2 separate regions of the Homo sapiens genome follow, and region 1 is linked to region 2. A link is a contact called in ENCODE Hi-C or POLR2A ChIA-PET data. All regions are on one chromosome and are shown on one strand. The core of a region is the stretch at or near the end of the contact, and the rest is flanking DNA. Distances in the headings are between cores, read along the strand shown.

Evidence for each region. A loop is a pair of places that touch in the nucleus more often than their neighbours do. ChIA-PET counts read pairs that join two places held with the same protein, here RNA polymerase II (POLR2A). Pooled maps may share reads with other maps.
Region 1: a pooled map shows a loop between it and region 2 (2.9-fold over the local background). The contact joins the promoter of LINC02601 here to the promoter of CASK-AS1 in region 2. A Hi-C loop is called at or near these places in 1 of 37 single-sample maps with no recorded cell type and 8 of 50 pooled maps. POLR2A ChIA-PET finds 5 or more read pairs at or near these places in 4 of 52 experiments (A549, CD4-positive, alpha-beta T cell, K562 and 1 more).

Annotation. Positions count from the first base shown.
Region 1 is chrX:41,274,300-41,276,999 of GRCh38, reverse strand. It overlaps LINC02601 (long intergenic non-protein coding RNA 2601), which reads right to left and starts at 1,261. Exons shown (of 2, transcript NR_135616.1): 1 at 1,117-1,261; 2 at 222-911. RefSeq lists enhancers at 174-674, 675-1,175 and a silencer at 649-1,008.
Region 2 is chrX:41,516,431-41,519,387 of GRCh38, reverse strand. CASK-AS1 (CASK antisense RNA 1) reads right to left here and starts at 1,626. Exons shown (of 2, transcript NR_046581.1): 1 at 1-1,626. It overlaps CASK (calcium/calmodulin dependent serine protein kinase), which reads left to right. Exons shown (of 27, transcript NM_001367721.1): 27 at 1-2,957. RefSeq lists an enhancer at 2,070-2,571.

The DNA of each region.
Region 1 (2,700 bases), core at 12-2,511, 240 kb after region 2:
AGTTTTGTAATAGTCGTGCCCCCATCCCCACCCCAGCAGGAATATTGTGTTAGCTCCTGGCTGAACTAGGCCCCACTTTCTGTGCTTGCTGCTGACACCCGCTTTCCTTTTGATTTAAGGCCGTTGCAGGGCTCCGCTTTGGAGCGGGCATTGGAGGAATTCTTTGACCACCAAGCAGCCTCCATACCTCCCTCCTACATAACAGAGCCACCGAGAGGCTGTTTGCATTCTGCCTGCTTTCTCTTTTTCCGTTGCAGTAGTTTATTAATTAGTGTGCAAAAAATAAAAAGGAGGTAATAACCTTATTTATGTGCTAGTCCACGTGTTCAGTGTGCTCATTTTTTCTGCAGCCTGGCATCGGGAACCGGAACGTTTGGCCCCAGGAGAGGGGGCCGGGACCCTGGGTGCCAGAATCTTACAGTGCGGAGGCGACAGGCCAACGCAGTTCCTTCCTTTTCCTCCCTCCCTCTCTTCTTCTCCCCGCCACCTTCCTCCCTCCCTCCTGCCTCCTCTCTCCCTCCTCCCTCACCCCCTCCTCCCTCCGCGGGTTCTGGGCGTCCTTGGAAGGAAAGGAGAGTGGCCTCGAGGTCGGAGAACTCGCAGCAGTCATGGCAAACATCGCTGGGAAGCGGGACAGGATCCCCGGGAGGTTGAAACTCGGGTTCCAGGCGGCCTCTGGTGGCGATCACGGAGGGTGTGCCTCCCGGTCCCGCCCCTCACCCCGCAGCCGGGGACCCTCAGCCACCTCCCGGGCGGGCCACCCCGCCGGGGTCTGCTCTGGCCGCTGTCCCCCCGCATCATTTGCCACGAGCCCCTTCACTTCAGCGGTGCACGCGGGGCCATCTCCGCTTCCACAGTGTGGTGTTTAAATCCGCAACGATCACAGCCCAGCGGGGGACTCAGCAGGGAACCTGGGCAAGATGGATGCAGGGATTCAACGACGGCCCGGTCTGGCCAGGCCAAGCTTCTGGCCCCTCCTACAGCGGTTTGTAATGGAGGCTGATCCGCCTTTTCCGTGGTTGCAGCGAGGGAGAGCCTTGTCGCACCTCGCAGCACCCCCACCCCCCTAACCCCCATCGTCCAGCAGGCGGGCCCCGGCTTTGCACAGTTACCAACCTGAGCAGCCCCGCAGCGCGGCACCCAGCCAGCAGGAGGGAGGGAGGGCCAAGGTGGCTCCCCGGGGAGGCTGGAAGTCCTTGCCACCCCGGACTTGGGGACTGGGGGCTTCTGCACTGTTGGAATCCTGCCTGGGGGCACGAGCTGCCTTGAGAGAGGTTTCTGGATGTAGAGTCAGTTGGGCTCCCTCCCTGCCTTTTTTTTTTTTTTTTTTTCACCTCCTGAGACATCCAGGAAATGTATAGATATCTGCAGCACTCCGGGATGAACTGGAGGGTATTGGGGGAGTCAAAATGGGACCCGGTGGGAAAAACATATATTTCATTTTCCGTATATTATGTAATCCTGTAAATAAAATTAAATACATTTTAAGCTGGGGTGGTGCTTTCTGTAACTGAATGAAAAGCACCTCCAAGGCTTCAACTTCAAGAGAAAAAAAGGAAAAGGAGGAAATTTTTAAAAAAAGTTAACTAGGGGCCGGGCGCGGTGGCTCACGCCTGTAACCCCAGCACTTTGGGAGGCCGAGGCGGGCGGATCACGAGGTCAGGAGATCGAGACCATCCTGGCTAACACGTGACTATCTCTACTAAAAATACAAAAAATTAGCCGAACGTGGTGGCGGGCGCCTGTAGTCCCAGCTACCCGGGAGGCTGAAGCGGAAGAATGGCGTGAACCCGGGAGGCGGAGCTTGCAGTGAGCCGAGATCACACCACTGCACTCCAGCCTGGGCGACAGAGCGAGGCTCCGTCTCAAAAAAAAAAAAAAAAAAATGTTAACTAGGTAAAAATTTAAAAACAAAAAGCAACATAAAAAGAAAATTAAATACAGACTATTAGGAAAGGTGTGAAATACCAAGCATGTGTATAACATTTTCTAATGAAATCTTTCCAACCCCCTCTTTTGCTTTTTTAACTTTTTATTATGAGAAATTTCGAACATACATAAAAGTAGATAAGTAGATAACAAATCCTCACCTTCAACAATGACCAATGTAGGCCAGGTGTGGTGGCTCACACCTGTAATCCCAGCACTTTGGGAGACTGAGGCAGGCCGATTACTTGAGCCCAGGAGTTCGAGACCAGCCTGGGCAACATAGCGAGACCGCCCCCCCATCTCTATAAAACAATTTAAAAATTAGCTGGGCATGGTGGCACGTGTCTGTAGTCTCACCTACTCAGGAGGCTGAGGTGGGAGGATCACTTGAGTCCAGGAGGTTGCAGTGAGCTGTGACCTTGCCACTTCAACAAAGCAAGACCATGTCTTAAAAAAAAAAATTACCAATGTAGGGCCAATTTTTTTCACCTATATCCTCACCTACTCCCCCCCATTATATATTTTCATTTAATTAATTTTATTTATTTATTTATTTTTATTTTATTTTTTTTTTTGAGACGGAGTTTCACTCTTGTTGCCCAGGCTGGAGTGCAATGGCATGGTCTTGGCTCACCACAACCTCCGCCTCCCGGGTTCAAGAGAGTCTCCTGCCTCAGCCTCCCGAGTAGCTGGGATTACAGGCATGCTCCACCATGCCCGGCTAATTTTGTATTTTTAGTAGAGATGGGGTTTCTCCATGTTGATCAGGCT
Region 2 (2,957 bases), core at 377-2,876:
AAGCACCCATTTTAAGAGAAAATACTGTGCAATGAAGAAACCAGTTTAGGCATTTGCTATAAACTGAAATATTCCAAAAGAATCATCTATAACAGCCCTGTAAATTCCTTTAAAATGATAACTAACAGGACAGTTTGACCAATTTTTTTTAAATATACTTCCTTTTATGTGTTCAATAATTAAATGCCTTTGGGTCCTTCATTTCATTATAGATTTGTTCAGGCTTCCAAGCTGATAATCTTTACAATTGTATAATTTGTTAGATGCTCATTGAACCTTTGAAGGCCCAGGAGTGAGTATCAGTTGGCAGGGTGACAAAGTAGCCTGCCAGAGCACAGCTGGACCACGTCTGACTCGCACAGAGCCATGCGCCCAAGGGCCACGGGTGTACTGGAGGCCACCTGTGGTCTCTCCTTCCTCTTGCTGTATCCCTTGGCACAGGGGAATCATCTGTCCTTGTTGCTTTAGAGACATTAACCATCTCATAACTCTTCCATGAAGTCACATTCTTCCAATACAGGAGATTCGGGCTGGGGTTCTCAGACTCTTTGCCAGAGGTCAGTAGAATGTTTTTCATTAGCATGTGAGGGTGTGAAGTGCTTATATTAACCTGTGATCCTTGAAAACATACCATCATTTTTTGCTTCTTGTAGGTTAGATGGCCTTGTCACTTTGTGCCTTGGCAGGATGTGCAGGGTGTGTTCTGAGCTGAACAGCTCCTCTTAAAGGACCAAACAGAGAAGGCATTAGTATACTTCTTTTACATTGTCAACACCATACCCGCCTCCGCCCCCCACCGCCTATTATTAAATGGTGGCGATTTTTTTTTTTCTGATGTTGTTCTTTGCCAGTGACCAGATGAGTCTGCAACTTACTAACAAGGTATTGAGTGAACTACTTCTGTATGGGCCCCACAGTGGGGTGACCAAGCCACCAAACCAGAGATAAGCTCAACAGTGGTCTCACACTAGATAGAGAGAGAAACCTTCAAAGAGTTGGGTAGGGCTGTGTTAGAACTGATTCGAATCTGATAGATGCCAAGGCCAGACAGTCGTTCCTGGTATGGTACTGACCACAATTTCGGGCTCTTAGTGTGAAGGTGCGCACTCTACCTCTTTTCTGGTGAAGCACAAAGACAACTACAACTAACACATGGGAAACAGAAACTTCCCTCCCTCTAGTGGAAACCCCCACGCCCCCACTTGCCCTTTGAGCCCACATCTCCAGAGATGCTGATGATGCCTGTCTTAAGCCATCTGCCATATTTATAAAGGTGGATTAAGCAGAGGAGGAGAAAAGCAATGCCAACTTAAATGTCTGTGGCCCCACAATTCACAAGCACTGTAGCACTCATCCTCAGTGGCTTTATACGTCCTCTGAGAAGCACACAGGCAGGCATCATTCTTGCCATCATTCCGATGGTGAAATCCCTGCATGCAGAACTCATTGACTTCTCAAAGATGTTACCTGTTCCATTCCACTAATACATGTCTTCTCTAAAGCAGTGTCTTTATGACCTAGCTGCATATACTTACATTTCTGAATTCAGAGTAATTTCAGTACATTGCTGCTGCTGCTGCTGCTGCTGCTGCTGCTGCTGCTGCTGCTGCTGCTGCTACTGCTACATTACAATTGTCCACTAAGCAATCAGAGAAAATTGCTAAAAGCTTCTTTACTGCTTCCATTCCATCAGCAGAACCTTTTTTTTTCTTTCTTTCTTTTAAAGACCAGAATGAATGTTTAGAGTACTAAATCTTATTAGTGGTCAATTGAAGTATTGGAGAGCCACATTTTGAAGGTTCTCTCCCCCACCCAACTCCATTCCCCACAGCAAGAAAGGGAGTGTTTTTATATGTTGAATTCTTTGTTAAAAAGATGAAATGTCCTGATTTTCCAGTCACAAGACAGTAATTACTTTGCACATACAGCATATCCCATTTTAATGCTAAAAAGGGAAATGTCACTCAATTTAATTCATCTGGAAGTTTCCCAGTGTCAAGATAACATTGTAGCCTTTTTAAATGCAATTAAATGTATCTCTTGTCAGGTGAGATGATTTAAAATCTTTGCTCAGAGAGGAAAACAAATGGTTGACCTACTTCTTGCTATTTGCATTCAGAAGGCATCGTCCCAGCCCATCCTATTGGTGGCAGAATATCTAAAGATGTCGCAAAGTCCCCCACTGCAGTAGAAATGCAGGAGGTGTTCCTGTTCCCCGTCCAATTCCTTCTTAGGCTGCTAGAGACAGCCAGTGGGCCAAGCCTTCCCCTGTGCTCCAGGCAGGCCTGGGCTGCAGCTACTGTTACCTTTTTACAGCCTTTGATCTGATCGCTGCAGAGTTCTTTTGTTTTTAAATCACTTGTATTTGTCTCTTCATTAAGGCTTCAAGTTTATTTCTTGAAAAAGTTTAGTCAATTGAACCACCCTCCAGGAAGATTCCCAGCGTGGAAACTGCCCCTGAAAAACAAGGCAGCCCAAAGCCAGCTCTCTTTTGTCCCCCACTGATGTCATGTCCTTTTTTTTTTTCATTTCAGGCCAGTTTCTTAACTTGGGGCAAAGAGAATGTGTTGCTAAAGCTACCAAGAAAACTGCTTGATTAACAAATTCTTAATAGAAATGCCTCCCACACTGTCTCTTTGAAAAGAGAAGGCACCTTGGAATCGGCATTCCAAAACCAAGCTCCTTGTCATCCTCATCCCTCCTCCTTCTTGCTTCCTATTATCAAACTCGTGTGTGTTTCTTGTTTTCTCAGAACTGAACACAGCCTCCTAATTCCATCCTCTTGACTAGGGCTTACAATACTGAGAGCGATTACAGGCTGTAATAAGTTAAAGGTCCCTGAGCGTGGCTTTCTTGTTCTGCGCCTCTAATTAATTCTTCTATTAAAAGATGCTTTCCTTCTCACTGCAGCTTACAGAAAGGCTACAAGCTTTAATCACAGATCATTTCATTTGCCA